3 separate regions of the Mus musculus genome follow, and all the other regions are linked to region 1. The links are chromatin loops, found by intact Hi-C in ENCODE. Cell type or tissue: heart. All regions are shown on one strand.

The links. Peaks named below come from ENCODE experiments on the same cell type or tissue, not always from the same donor. Only the 100,000 strongest peaks of a DNase experiment are listed, where the experiment ranks them.
Region 2: it touches region 1 in a loop (3-fold over the local background); 13 of 42 quality-filtered maps call a loop at or near these places.
Region 3: it touches region 1 in a loop (1.9-fold over the local background); 4 of 42 quality-filtered maps call a loop at or near these places.

What each region holds. Positions count from the first base shown.
Region 1 is chr3:94,580,418-94,585,417 of GRCm38, reverse strand. Snx27 (sorting nexin family member 27) reads left to right here and starts at 2,702. Exons shown (of 12, transcript NM_001082484.2): 1 at 2,702-3,173. The coding sequence starts at 2,869. In heart, no CTCF peak of the experiment used is centred here; a DNase peak (open chromatin) is centred at 2,737; H3K4me3 peaks cover 2,340 bases; H3K27ac peaks cover 2,036 bases.
Region 2 is chr3:94,454,115-94,459,114 of GRCm38, reverse strand. No RefSeq gene overlaps it. Among named protein-coding and RNA genes, the nearest start is that of Mrpl9, 13 kb to the right of the region's middle. In heart, a CTCF peak has its summit at 2,504 (motif pointing left); a DNase peak (open chromatin) is centred at 2,444; H3K4me3 peaks cover 481 bases; H3K27me3 peaks cover 1,147 bases.
Region 3 is chr3:94,531,095-94,536,094 of GRCm38, reverse strand. It overlaps Snx27 (sorting nexin family member 27), which reads left to right. Exons shown (of 12, transcript NM_001082484.2): 3 at 4,706-4,898. Among named protein-coding and RNA genes, the nearest start is that of Snx27, 49 kb to the left of the region's middle. In heart, a CTCF peak has its summit at 1,941 (motif pointing left); no DNase peak of the experiment used is centred here.

The DNA.
Region 1 (5,000 bases):
TGAGGGGTGAAGAGGTTGCATGAAGGGCAGTGCAGTTTGACTCCCTAAACCTGTAGTCTGTAGCTATCTCGTTTATCTCTGCATCTCTCACCATTGTTAAAAAGCCTAGAACAGAAGGTACATTCAATTTGTGTGTGTGTGTGTGTGTGTGTGTGTGTGCGTGCACACATATGTATGTGTGTGTGCGTGTGTGCTGAAAAAAATATTAAAAAAAGGTCTCTTATAGCCCAGGATCCCCTTGAACTTGCTCTATAGCTGAGGATGATGACCTTGAACTTCTGATTTTTCCTAGGGCCTCCAAGTTCTGAGTGCTGGGAGTGTATCACCACATCTTGTTTTTATGCGACTAGGGATTAAGCTGGGCTTCCTGCATGCTAGGCAAGTGGTCTACTGACTGGCTGACACCCTTAGCCTCATTCAGTGTATCTATATGTATATTTGTTTATGTATATATGTATTTATATACGAGTAAGTACATTACAATTTATGTATATGAGTGCTCAATTTGCATGTATGCCTGCATGATGGAAGAGGGCATCGGAACCCATTGTAGATGGTTGTGAGCCACTATGTGGTTGCTGAGAATTGAACTCAGGACACCTGGAAGAGCAGCCAGTGCTCTTAACCATTGAGCCATGTCTCTAGCCCTCCCACCTTCAGTATATTTTTTTAATAAAAAATAAAGGCAAATGTTGTTTGTTTGTTTGTTTTTTGAGACAGAATGTTAGCATGTAGCTCCTGGTTGGCTTGCCTCAACTCACAGAGATGGGCTGGCCTCTGTGTCCCGAGTGCTGGGATTAAAGATGTGGGCTTGGCAAAAATAACTAGTTCTATCTGGGCATGTTGATGCACGCCTTTAATCCCAGCACTCAGGAGGCAGAGGCAGGCAGATTTCTGAGTTCAAGGTCAGCCTGGTCTATAGAGTGAGTTCCAGGACATCCAGGGCTACACAGAGAAACCCTGACTCGAAAAACCAAAAAAACCAAAAACCAAAAAACTAGTTATTTTAGCAGCAAGTTCTTTCCATCCAGTACTCAATTCAAAATAAATTATTCAAGTCCAAACCAGATTCCATCATTATGTTGAAGCAAAACTTATTCTATCTTTATTATTTCAGTATTTCAGAACTAACCAAGAGTCTTCATCAGCTTTGTTGTAAAACAAGGTTACTTTTATTCCTTTTGTTTATAATGCAAACCTTTCTTTTTAACCTTCATATGTATGCTCTAACTGTAGTGACTTTGTGTCTCCATTCAGTATGTTTCAAAATCTCTTAATCCCCCTATTGCTTCTTCTGTCCCTTGTAATCTTAAAAACTCTCCATGGCCAGTAAACTCTTTCAGGGGCTTGTTTGTTTTTATAAATTATCTGCTTCTTTTAGGTTCATAATTTTTTACTTGTGTAACCTCATCTACCAAGCAGGGACTGGGCTAGTGCTGTAAAGCGTTAATAAGTTCTAGATGTAAAGACTTGGTACATAGTCATGTTGAGAAAGGTAGTTCTTGGTGCTTCTCCTCTTCTTCTGCTGGATGCCAAGAAGGAAGACTCCTGGCTCGTTATCTCCAGGTTATTTCTCCGGTTGGGGGGTTGTGTTAATATGTCACTTTGGGAGATGAAGTAATGTCCCCCTCAGGACAAAGAGCAAGTCTACTGTATTCCTTTGTACAGAATGGCAACCTTTCCAAGTTGTGTGTCTTAGGCTCTGATACCTTAGGGGAACATCACTCATCAGAGCTCTTTATCTACATGGTGCTTGGTGGGGAAGAACTGAGAATACCTGAGGAGGCTGATACTGTTTCCTTTGTCTTTGCTTTGTGGAATCTTGTGTATTCTACAACATCTACTAAACAGGAATGGATTAACTAGTGACCTTATCAGTAGGGGGAAATCAAATACCAAAGTGGAGCAGTGATGGCGTAGATTGCTATGTGCATTATTTCTGTCATTACTTGCTGTCACCAGGCACCCAGCTCTATCAAGTTTATATCCTGCCAGATCGCCAAAAACACCAACTGCATGCTTTCTAAGAATTCTCTTGTGCTATTGGAAGAAATGAAATAAACAAGATAAAAGCAACTTCAAAACTCTTGCTAAATTAAAATTATTGACCACTTTAATATCCAGTTCTAAATCATGGAAGCTGTTGTTTTCCTCCACACATGCTTTTTTGTATGTCTGTATATAGCCGTGAAGTTGCAATAACATGGAAAAGAAAGTTGCGCAAAAACAGCTGAGCTTTAAATGCTGTTACATAATTGCTGCTTGACTTTGGTAACACTAAAGTTCCGTATCCTAATACTTGAAATAAGGAACCGAATTCACGATCTGGTTGTATCACTTGATTGCTGGGGCTTTGTCCAACATGAATATACAAATGAATAACCGATTCAAGATTGCAATGAATCACCAACTAGTGGTCGGGCATAATCCCAGCAATCAGGAGGCAGAGGCAGGTGGATCTCTGAGTTTGAGGTCGGCCTGCTTTACAGAGCCAGTTCAGGACAGCAAGGGCTACAAAGGGAAACCCTGTCTCGAAAAAACAAAACAAAAAAAGATTCTCATCATCCAACCAAGGAAACTTAACCAGAGCCCAAAGCCCAATAAACCACAACTCCCAGAAGGCTTTGAGCCCGGATGCGTCATGCACCATTTGCAGAACTACATCTCCCAGGAGGCCCTGCAGCGCCCAACCGTCTGCTTCTCCCGCCTTGCTCCCTTTTCCTCACCCCCTCGCAGCGCGGTGGCCCACTAGCTCCAGCGGTCGGCGGAGCGGGCGCGCGCCGGGGTCGCGCGGCTGCCGGAGGGGGCGGGCGCGCGCCGGAGGAGTGGAGGCGTAGGGGGGCGGGGGACCGCTCGCTTGCTCGCAAGATGGCGGACGAGGACGGGGAAGGTATTCACCCCTCAGCCCCGCACCGGAATGGAGGCGGCGGCGGGGGGTCTGGGCTCCACTGCGCCGGGAACGGTGGCGGGGGAGGCGGCGGCCCGCGGGTCGTGCGCATTGTCAAGTCCGAATCCGGCTACGGCTTCAACGTGCGGGGCCAAGTGAGCGAGGGCGGGCAACTGCGGAGCATCAACGGGGAGCTGTACGCGCCGCTGCAGCATGTGAGCGCCGTGCTGCCCGGGGGGGCGGCCGACCGGGCCGGGGTGCGCAAAGGGGACCGCATCCTGGAGGTGTGAGTATCGCTGCCGCCACGCCCCGTCCTCCTATCCTTCGCCTGTCCTGGCCCCGCACCCTGTCACCCAGGCCGCACCTCTCTTAGCTCGAGAGCCTGCCGCGACCCTCGCCCCCCGCGGGCCTTCGCGGCCCGGCTTGGAGCCTCCTGCTTTCCTGGCGTCTCCAGTTTGTGCTCTCCCTGCTGCTCCCATGCCTTTGGCTGCTCTCAACCCGTTTGCCTTCTTCTATAGCATGCCTCTTTCTGCCCCTTACTGAGGGAGTCTCCTTTCGACCTAGCCAGTACTGTGTCCTCCCCAACTTTTCATCTTTAGCATCATAGTTTCCTGGTCGCTGCCACTCCCCTCAGACCTTGTGGACTGTCCCTTCTGCCCTCTAGACCTGATAGGACCTGTGGTCAGCTCATTTTCCTCTGGAGGCATCATTTCTCCCCACCTTAACCCTCCACCCACTTTCCTTAGTTATTCCCCGTTATGATAAAAGCACACCGACATTTTTGCATCCACCGTTTGGCCTTTTCTCCCCTCTTCTTCTTTGTAGTCACACCATCTCGAGTATACCTTATCACATGCGTTTTTGGGGGAGGGGTTGCAACCTGATTTTCAGGCTAGCTTCTCCATGGCTACATTGCTTTTGAGTACAGCCTTTTCTGGCTCCCCGACTTCCCACGTGCACCACTCCTCACACCTTGGAGTTCGGTTTAATAGTGCTCCTAGCTCCTGCTTCCCTCAGACTGCAGTCGACTTAGGTCTTTGCCCGCTCCGTTTTCCTCCTGCTCTGTGCTATTGCAATCCTACACTTTAAATTTCTCGACGTAGCTTTCCCTTCTCTTTTTAAGGCCCCTTCTGCTGTTGCAACCCACCTTCTGCTGCAGTCTTCCTTCATCGAACTTGTTCAGGCTCACTTGTCACCACCACATCCCTTAAAGCTCCAGAGATGTTGTCTTGGCAGTTTGAACGCAGACCTCCACTGCCCTAAGCTGTGTTGTGGTTGTGATTTTGTACTTTGTCCTAAATTTGTATAGTGGTTGTTGGTTGACTTGTTGGCGCTGTGTGCTCTCATTGTCTCCATTCTCCTTCAATCCTGGATCTCTCCTTACTGCATCTATATTGTATCGCCCCCCCCTCCCCGCCCCCCACACGCAGCCTCTCCTTCCATGATGGGATTTACTCACACAAGTCTTTCTTCTTTTTAAATATTTCATTTTAATTGTAAGTTCCACAGCTGCCTGCTCTTCATTTTGTAAAACAGATTCATGTAAGAGCTGCACTTACAGAATCTTGGGAGTCTGTCCTTGTAAAGGAGCCCCCTTCCTCCAGGCCTTTCCCCCCCCTCCCATTTTTGTGCCCATTACTCTTACTCTGTTTCCTCGTCTTTTCCACTTCAAGAAAGAGTAGCTCACTAATGCATGTGTGTGGAGAGCTTGCACATTTCTTCTGACCTTTATGGAAAGAGATGCTTGTGGGGTTTTTGTTTTGTTTTGTTTTAAATTGCTATATTACAGACTATTTTCTAATATTTTCGGGTAGTATATTTTTAGTCTTTGTGGGTAGCATTAAGATACTGAATACAATAATGACTTTGCCTTCTAACTGGGTCCCTTGGTATTTATTTTCTAGAAAACGCAAAAGTTGTGACTGATGGTTTCTTCTGATAGAAACTTTTAGAATTGTCATTTTGCTTTCCCTGTGGAAATTAGCTTTGATTCAGCTCTTTATATTTAGTTTTAAAATATATACAGTTATAAGTGTATTAAAGTTCTAGGTCATTTGCTGTATAGGGTCCAAAATGATGAAACTACAGCTAATATCTACCAAGAGTGTTTAAA
Region 2 (5,000 bases), 130 kb after region 1:
GTTGAATGGTCTTGTTCTTGTAGAGGAGCCAAGTTCTGTTCCCAGCACCCACATGGTGGGTCACAACCTCCTATAACTCCAGTTCCAGGGAATCTGCTGCCCCCTTCGGGCCTCTTTAGGCACTGTACACATGGTGTCTTAGGGTTTCAATTGCTGTAAAGAGACACCATGACCCCAGAAACTCTTATAAAGGAGAAGATTTCGTTGGGGCTGGCTTACAGTTCAGAGGTTTAGTCCATTATCATCATGGCGGGAAGCATGATGGTACAAAGGCAGACATGGTGCTGGAGAGATAGTTGAGAGTTCTACACCCAGATCTGAAGGCAGCAGGAAGAGAGCCACACTGGGCTTGGCTTGAGCTTTTGAAACCTCACACCTAACCCCAGTGACATGCTTCCTCCAATAAAGCCACACCTACTCCAACAAGGCCACATCTAAGAATGTCATTTCCTGTGGACCTATGGGGCCTATTGTTATTCAAAACACCACACAAGGGTGCACATACACACATACAGTCAAACACTCTTATAAATGTTCAAGCCTGCAGGACTTGTCATCGTTCTGCCTACTGTATTTCCTGCTTCTCACTGCTGTCACTCTCCCACTGTCTATGGCATAAAGCTGTGACTTGCAGTGATGGCAGCTCTTACTGAGCCTGCTCAGCACTTCACGGCCAGCCTCTCAACAGTGTCTGATACATGGCATCACTCCAACATGCTTGACATCCTACATGGATGGCTAGGTGGGCAGTTGGAAGCCTGAGCTACGGGTGAGCCTTAATCTATGCAGTGGCACAAACACAGGTGAAGCCCAGGCAGTTAGAAGAGGAAGAGACTGAATGTGATTTGAATGGAGGTTAGATGGAAGGGGAAGTGAAGAGTCTAGAGACTTCCAAGGTTTCTTGCAGGGAGAAACGATTGGATTATTCCTAAGTACAGAAGGGAAGCGATGGGGGGTGGGGGGGGGTGTCCAGAATGGAGGGTTGAACTTGGTTCAGGTTTGCCCGGATTTGCAGTTGGGTAATGGGAGGTGTTAGCATGAAGAGGGTCAGTGGGGAAGGCACTGCAATTGCAAGACAAGGGTGTCTGGAGAAGGCTACACATGGCCTGTGTGGGTGGCTTTCTGGAGACATCTACTCCTCTCAAGCCAATGACTAAGTCCTGTTAAAAAACCCAACTAAGTAAACTGGAGGTGGCGCTCACATCTGCAATCCCAGCACTCTGGAGGGGAGGCAGGATTTAGAGGAGTATTTTAGCTTTCTTTCCTTTCTTTCTTCCTTTCTGTTTGTTTTTGTTTTGTCTTGTTTTTCAAGACAGGGTTTCTTTGTGTAGCCCTGGCTGTCCTAGAACTTGATTTGTAGACCAGGCTGGCCTCGAACCCAGAGAACCCCATGCCTCTGCCTCTCGAGTGCTGGGACTAAAAGCACCTCCATTGCCTGGCTTTAGTGTGAAAACACTCTAGCCAAGAACTAGAGAGATAGCTCATCTGTTAAGAGCACTGTCTGACCTGACCCTCCAGAGGTTCCGAGTTCTAGTCCCAGCAACCACATGGTGACTCACAGCCATCTACATTGGGATCTGATGCCCTGTTCTGGTATGAAGGTGTACATGCAGATAGAGCACTCATATACATAAATTAAAAATAGATCTTAAAAGCAAACAACAAAGTCCTCTGGCTTGTGGAGGAAAGGGGCTATTTGGCTTCCACGTCCCAATCACACAGCTTGAGGCAGGAGCTTTGAAACAGAGGCCACAGAAGAATGCTATTTACTGGCTTGCTGTACATGGGCTTGCTCAGCTTGCTTTCTTCTACAACCCAGCACCACCCCAGCCATAGCACCATCCACAGTGAGCTGGGCCCTCAGACACCATCATCAGTCTAGAAAATGTACCACAGTGGTGCCTACAGGCTATTTGAGGTTCCTCTTCACAGATGGCTTAGTGTCAAGCTGATATAAAACCAACCAGAACAAGGACGGGATCACTGCAAAGAACATTTAGCATTTAGCTTTTAGAACATGTTCTGGGAATAGGAGATGACGGACCTGATATTTTCATTTCCACTAGTCTATTTCACTTTTAGGCTTACAAAGTTAGGGGCTTCTGGAATTGCTGTTCAGATGGTATCTGATATGTAGGAAGAAGGCGACAGCTGATAAATGGATCCAGGTGGCCCAGCTTTGCCACCTAGTGAGCAAAAGAAATTTCTGTGCCAAGGGTCTCACCCACCAAAATGGCTGTAGCTCTCATTCTGGCTTGCAGTAAGGATCGTTTACTACGAGGCTGATTTTTCCCCCTTCACTTATTATTCATCTCTGTGATCAGTCATTTACCAAGTCCCAGGACTCCTCATACATTCGTGATGCAGTCTTGAGTACACTCTTCCCTCAAGGACTCGCGGCCCGAGGGGGCGTGGTCTCATTGAGTTCTTAGGGTGGAACCCGGGCAGCGGCTAGAAACCAGGCCACCCAGTCTTGATGCTCTGGTTTCTACTGCCCTCTTGTGGGCATGGCTATGAAACCAGGAGAAGTCAATCGTAGAACAAAGTCGGGAGATCTAGCTGAGGAGGAATCAGGGCTAGAGTGGGAAGTAACATATATTTTCAGAGTTCTTTCTTCTTTTAAAATTCTTTTTTTTCTAAACGGGGTTTCTCTGTATATCCCAGGATGTCCCGGAACTTACTATGTAGACCAGGCTGGCCTTGAACTCTCAGATCTGCTTGCCTCTGCCCTCTAAATGCTGGCTTGTGCCACCATGCCCAGCTTGTTTTTTTGTTTTTTTTGTTTAAAAATTATTCTGTTTTTGTGTCGTATCGTCTGGAACTGGAGTTACAGATGGCTCCAAGCCATCATGTGGTTGCTGGGAACTAAATACAGATCTGCAAGACCAACAAGTGTTTTTAAATCCCTGAGCCATCTCTCTAGCTCTCCATTTTCAGATTTCTGAAGTAGAAAGTTTCTTGAAAAGTTCCAGGATTGAGGGCTTTGCTTGTTGGCAATTCTGCCTTGCTGAGCCCCTAGATGTTTCCTCCTCTTCCTCTTAGAAAAAGAAAAATAAGATTTATCCTACTTTTATGTGTATGAGTGTTCTGCACGTGTTATGAAATATAATGTGGGGAGAAGGTACTTCCGGGAGGCTGAGCCAAGGTGCGCCGGGAGGAAATTCTGCCAATCAATAGAGCTGGTGTAAAGGAGGTTTACAGAGGAAGGGGAGAAGAGTGAGGACCTGGGTAAGGGGTTTGAGTGGACATGTAGACCAGCAGACAGGAGCAGAGCCGCGTGGGCAGAGAAAAAGTGGGGCAGGTGGGGTGAGCGCTGAGAACAGGAAGAGGAAGAGAATTGGGGAGGGGAGAAAGAGAAGGAGGGAGGGAGGGAGGGAGGGAGGGAGCAGAGACAGAAAGAGATCTTGGAGTACTGGGGCCCTTTTATCGCCACACACACCTGACTGCAGCAGGTGATGAAGTAAGCAGCTGCTAGGCCACTGAAGTCGAGCCAGCGGAATCACCTGTACGCTAACAGCATGTATGTGTGTATGTTCACCATGTGTGTGCCTGATACCTGCGGAGGCCAGAAGAAGGCACCAATCTCCTGCAGTCTATAACTCCTTAGAAGGTATAGACAGCTGTGAGCTGTCATGTTGGCACTGGGAATTGAACCTGGGTTCTCAGCAACAGCAAGTGCTCTTAACCATCAAGCCATCTCTCTAGCCCCAGGGCTTGCTGCTTACACACAGCTGAGGGGTTGATTTCCCCTTCCTTTATTATTCATTTCTGTGATCATTTACCGAATACCAGGACCCATCACATATGTGTGATGCAAAGTCTCGGGCACACACCTCCCTCAATGGATTCACAGTCTAGTGAGTGAAGACAGATAAAGTACAGCTTCAGAATAAAACACAACACTCACAGCGCACTCTGGACCACACATATCAGAAAAGGCTTTGGTGTATAGCATTGGGTGGGTTTTCTCTTCGGCTGGCAACTCTGACCAGGAAGTCAAATTATGAGACATATATTAAGCTAATCAGGGCAAGAAGATGTCTTATGAAGGAATTCCTTTTCTTTGAAAGGTTCTGTAGTAGAGGCTGAGGCATCCCTTCAGAACCTACCTTCAGGACTTGTCCAGGAGCCAACTCCATGTGCCGCTGAACCTTTGGTGCCTGGTTGTTCCAGCTGGGCCCTTTCCAGGACTGCCCAAGCCCCATGTGGAGACTCACGACCATCGGTAATCCCAGTTCTGCCGAATCCTATGCCCTCTTTTATCCTAAGTAGGCACGCATGTAGTACAGACATACATGCAGGCAAAATACCCCAAAATACCCCCCCCCCCAGCTCTAGTGCTGGGCAGATTTTAAAAGCAGGAGCACTGGTAGATTCACCAGCGGCCAGGATCCCACAGCAAGGGAAGCCGAACTGCTGAGTGTTAATCAGTCACTTTACTTAGGTTGTTACAGCACTCACTAGGACTGCCTGGGAAAGGGGATGGCAGTGGAGAAAAATAAATCAGGCTTGAGAAATGTATCAGGTTTCATAAAGGAGGTGGCTGGAGGTAATCAATGCACCAGAGAAAGACAATAAAAGCTAAGGGTGATTGATCACCAAGTAAAAGCTAAGTGTACAAGGTCCTCAGGTTATAAAGGCAAATCTGCAAGGCAGGGAGGGCTGCATACGGAACTCTGTCCCTAACCTCAGGAAGGCACCCAGAGGTGCTTTGGATCAAATCTCCTCTCATCCTTCGGGCCTGCAAAAGTGATTACTTGTTAATGGTACCACTTGTTAATGGTAACCACTTGTTAATGGTACCTACCACTGCTTCTCCTCAAGATAGCCCTCCTTCCCTTCCCTTCTCTCTCCCCCTTTTTGTGTGGTTATATACATGTATGTGGATGCATGTGCACATGTGTGCATATGTACATAGAGGCCAGAGGGCAACATCAGTTGTCTTCCTTAATCATCTGTCTATCTATCTATCTATCTATCTATCTATCTATCTATCTATC
Region 3 (5,000 bases), 49 kb after region 1:
CAGCCACATCATGGGCTGGTGAGACTGGCTCAAGGGGTAAATGTGCTCACTGCCAAACCTGACACCTGAGTACAATACACAGTTTCCACAGGGTAGAAGAAGAGAACTGAATCCTGAATGTTGTCCTTTGAACCTCCCTGCACATGGCTGCACATGTGTGTGCGCACACAAACCACACACACATATGGCTGCACATGTGTGCTCACACACAAACCACACACACAACGTAGACTTTTGGTTTACATAGTTTGTGATGAGAAGTTTGCTCCGTTTATTTTTTGGTCTTTTTTATATAATATTTTAACTCCCTCTGGCTGTCTTCAAGGTTTTTTTCTTAATCTTTGATTTATGTAAGTCTTAAGATGGTTTTTCTCAGTATTTATCCTGTTTAGGGAAGCTGATTTAGTATCTTTTGTTAATTTCTTTTAAAAGATTTTTTTTAAAGATTTATTTTATGTGTATGGGTGTTTTGCCTGCATGTATGTGTGTCACATGCATACCTGTTGTTCTTGGAGACCACAGGAGGGTGTAGAATCCCTTGGAACTGGAGTTACCAAGTCACCATGTGGCTGATGAGAACTGTACCTGGGTCTTCTGGAATATCGGTCAGTGCTCTTAACTGTTGAGATGTTTCTCCTGCCTCCTCATGTCCTCCCGAGATTCCGGTTTCTTGTTTGTTAGACTGGTATTGGGCTGAAGCTTTTGGATGGCCTAGTAGCTATTCTCTTCTCTTGTTCTATCCTGTGCTCTCTTGTCTTCTTATCTTATTGGTGGTGGGCTTCAGTTCCTTTTGGGTGGCTGCTATTGCTGTTGAGAGTGGCAGCTGGGGAGGCAGCTCAGGGGTTCTCAGTGTTCTTCCATTGCTACCTGAGTGTTTATACAACAGACAAGTTCTCTTTTTTTGTTTCATTTATTTATATTTACTTACTTCCTGTTATTTGTTTGTTTATTGTGGATGTGTATGGAGGTCTGAAGACATCTCAGGAGATTTTCCACTATCTGGGTTTGTTTTTTTTTTAAGATTTACTTATTTTATTTATATGAGTACAGTGTACTTGTCTTTAGACACACCAGAAGAGGGCATCAGATCCTATTACAGATGGTTGTGAGCCACCATGTGGTTGCTGGGAATTGAACTCAGGACTTCTTGAAGAGCAGTCAGTGCTCTTAATGGCTGAGCCATCTCTCCAGCCCCACCATATGGGTTTTGAGGTGTGTGTGTACTAGACAGGGTAGTAACTTTGTATGTAGCTCAGGATGTAGCTCTGGTTTCCTGGAACTCACTGTGTCAGCCAAGGTGCCCTCGAATTCACAGAGACCTACCTGCCTCTGCCCCCAGAGTGCTGAGATTAAATGCGTGCACCAACATACCTGGCATTGTATAGCTTTTTAAAAAACACAATAAATTATAAAGTGTTGGGGTTCAAACCAAGGGCCTTGAGTATGTTGGACAAGTGGTCTATGAGTGAGGTACATCCCCAGCTAGAATAGCTCTTATTCTAGGAGTAAGATTTATTTGTTTGTTTGTTTGTTTTTCAAGACAGGATTTCTCTGTTTAACAGTCCTGGCTGTCCTGGAACTCAATTGTAGACAAGGCTGGCCTCAAACTCAAGAGATCTGTCTGCCTCAGCCTTCTGAGTGCTGGAATTAAAGGCATGCACCACCACTACCACCCTAGAACTAATTTAGTCTCTTTCCTAGAACAGGCCTTTTGTGTTCTCTTCTAAAAGCCACAAAATTCAGGGAAGTCTGGTTTTTGTTTTTGTTTGTTTGTTTTTGTTTTTTTTTTCCTGGTTGGAGGAAAGTTGAATTGTTCTAAACCCAGTGTTAACTCTGAGAGTTGTTCATTTACCTTACCCCCTGGTGAGAGTTCTTTCCTTGGGTTGCTGTTCAGTTAGAATTGAAGGTGACCTGGAGCCTGCCTGTGTTTAGCACCCTCTTGTGGTGCTTAGCCCTACAAATTTAGCTGCTTTGGCCTACTTGGTTCATGTGGCCTCCCTGAGCCATTCTTTAGAAGTTACCCAGGCAGAGATCTGCCTAGGAGTTATAGGGCTCATCTTTCTTGTTTCCTTGTCTTAGTGATCAGTTAATAGCTGCCCATTGTCTCATGTCTGGAAGAGTTGTTTGTGTTTTATGTCCAGTTTCCTATTATTTATAGTAAGAGGTTGACTATAGACCACTTGAGGACATCCAGCTTAGGTGTCCTATAAAGCATTATGTAGTATTTAGGGAAAATAAAAAATAATTTAACTGTTATTGACTTCAAAAGAAATATGACAAGTTAAAAAAGAAGAAAATGAGAAAAAAATGTCGGTGGAATTCCATATTATAGAAAAAATTTACAGTTCTCAGTAGTAAATATTGTCAAGAAGTTTTTAGATCTTTTTCTGGTTTTATTAAGACAGAGTTTGTGTGTAGACCACACTGGCCTTCCTTTTGTTTATAGTGATCCTCCTGCCTTCACTTCTTGACTGCATGCATTACCACACTCTACTTATGCTTTGTGTCCATGGGTAAAAAAAAAGTCTCCTTTGCACACAAAAGTGTTCTTTATGAAGAAGAGTGATAAATTATATTCTTAAAATTCAGAGCCTTTTGCAGTGCTTGATGGAATTGTTAGCAAGGAAGAAAGGGTTGTAATCTGAGCTAGGTATAGTGGCCCAGCCCTAGAGAGGTGGGAATGGGAGAATCAGGAGTTGAAGGCCAGCTGCAGCTACACAGTGAGTTCTATGTGAGACTGTCGTAAGACAGACACCTAAAAACTAAATATAAAGAATAAAACCAGGTATTTGAAAGACCCTTAAATAAAGTAAAAACAATGAAAATGAGAGAAGATATTCACACTGTGAACATGTGAAAAACATATGTCAGCCACAACAACAAAAGGCTGGGCATGGTGGCACATTGCACATTGCATCTGGGAGGCATGAGCTAGAGGATCTTAAGTTTGAAGCTAGCCTGTGCTATACATTGAGACCTTGTCTCAAAAACAAACAAAAATTCTGGTAGAAAAACCACATAGAGCTGGAAGTGGTAGCTTGTTCTTTTGACTCTAGCAGGAAAATCACTTGAGCTCAGAAGTTTGGGGTCAACTGGGCAACATAGTGAGACAGACAAATCACGGACTCAACAAGTCCGTGAAAAATGCACACAAATTCAATGTAATAGTAGGTGAACCACAACAATTGGTATTTCACAAAAAAAGTGGCTGGGCCTGGTGGAGTGCACCTTTAGTTCTAGCACTCGGAAGGCAGAGGCAGGCAGATCAAGGCCAGTGTGGTCTACGAAGTGAGTTTCTGGACAGCCAGGGCTACACAGAGAAACCCTGTCTCAGAAAAATTAAAACAAAAAACAAAAACAAAACAAAAAGGGATACTTGGACAATAAATAGAAAGAAAATTTTCATCATAGAGAAGCTTTGAATGTTAAAAGATGTTCTAGCATTTGGATGTTTTAAAGAGACTGAACTTTTAAAGACTAGTGCTGTTTTAATTTTTATTTTTTTATTCCTGAGACACGGTTTCTGTGTGTAGCCCTGGCTGTCCTGGAACTCACTCACTCTGTAGACCAGGGTGGTGTGAGACTTAGAGATTAAACACATACGCCTCCAGGCCCAGTTGACTGTGGACTTTTAAAAGTTAGAATGTTTTAGATTGTGATGTTGATATTAATATGGGGTCTTGGAGATGAAGTTATTTATTAGTGTGACATGCTGATAAGGGGCCAACTGTCCTGACTAGTAACTTTGGAAAAATAAATTAGAACTATGCAGAAGCCTTTTCACATTCATTCCATCGGCAGAAATGCATTTCTTCTCACACGTCCCAGGCTGGCCTTGAATTTGCTGTCTAGCTGCAGATGATTCCTGAATGGTGAGATTATGGGTATGCCCCACCACGCCTGTTTATGTGGTCCTGGGGATCAAATTCAGGGTTCCTGCATGCTAGGCAAGCACTCTACCGATTATACTTCCTCCCCAGACCCTAAAAAGATTTTTTCCTTAGGAGTATAGGTTGTAACAAATCTTACAGCTTGGCTGGACATTGTTTCGTGAGGCTAAAATGTACTTATCTTTAAATCCTCAGTCCAGTTTTCATCTCTGAATATACAACAGGAGACATGCATAGAAACGTTTATAGCAGCATTGTTCACATTGCTAGCTTAATTCAGAAATAACCCAAATGCCAACAATGAGAGAAGAAATAAAACAAAATGACCATAGGGTTGATGAGATGGCCAAGCAAGTACAGGCCACCTAGCCAGAAAACCTGACTTTTCCTGGGACCCACACAATAGAAAGAGTTGATTCCCCCAAGTTGTTCCCAGACCACCTTTGAAATGACTGTAGAGCTAGGTAGTGTGAGCTACACGTATGTCAGCCAAGTCATGCTGTTCTATAGTAAATCCTAACTTTTCTTTTCCTTCCTTAGCTTGCTTGTTCACTCATTGCATTCATTGCAATGGTTCTGAGAAACTTTTGCCTTTCTGGAAAACCTAGTAATTGCCTTTGAAGGTATTTAGATATTAAAGAAACTGGTAAAATGAGATCATACCTCCTCAAAAAGAGTAGTTTTCTTGTACATAGAACTTTTGCCATGTTTATTAAAATGGCTGTGAACATTTTTTGTGTAGTGCATAGAAATAGACCTAGCCACTATGCACCTGGCTTTAGATGACTGTGAATTCTTTGTTCCTGTCTCACCAGGTATACAATGTTTACATGGCTGGGAGGCAGCTGTGTTCTAAGCGGTACCGGGAGTTTGCCATACTGCACCAAAACCTGAAGAGAGAATTTGCCAACTTTACATTTCCTCGACTTCCAGGAAAGTGGCCATTCTCATTATCAGAACAACAATTGGATGCCCGGCGTCGTGGGTTGGAAGAATATCTAGAAAAGGGTAAGCGATGCTTCATTTCTCAGCAGGTAAAGGCACTTGCCACCAAAGCTAATGACCTGAGGTAGAAGAAAAGCAACTCACACAGGCTGTCCTATCACCACC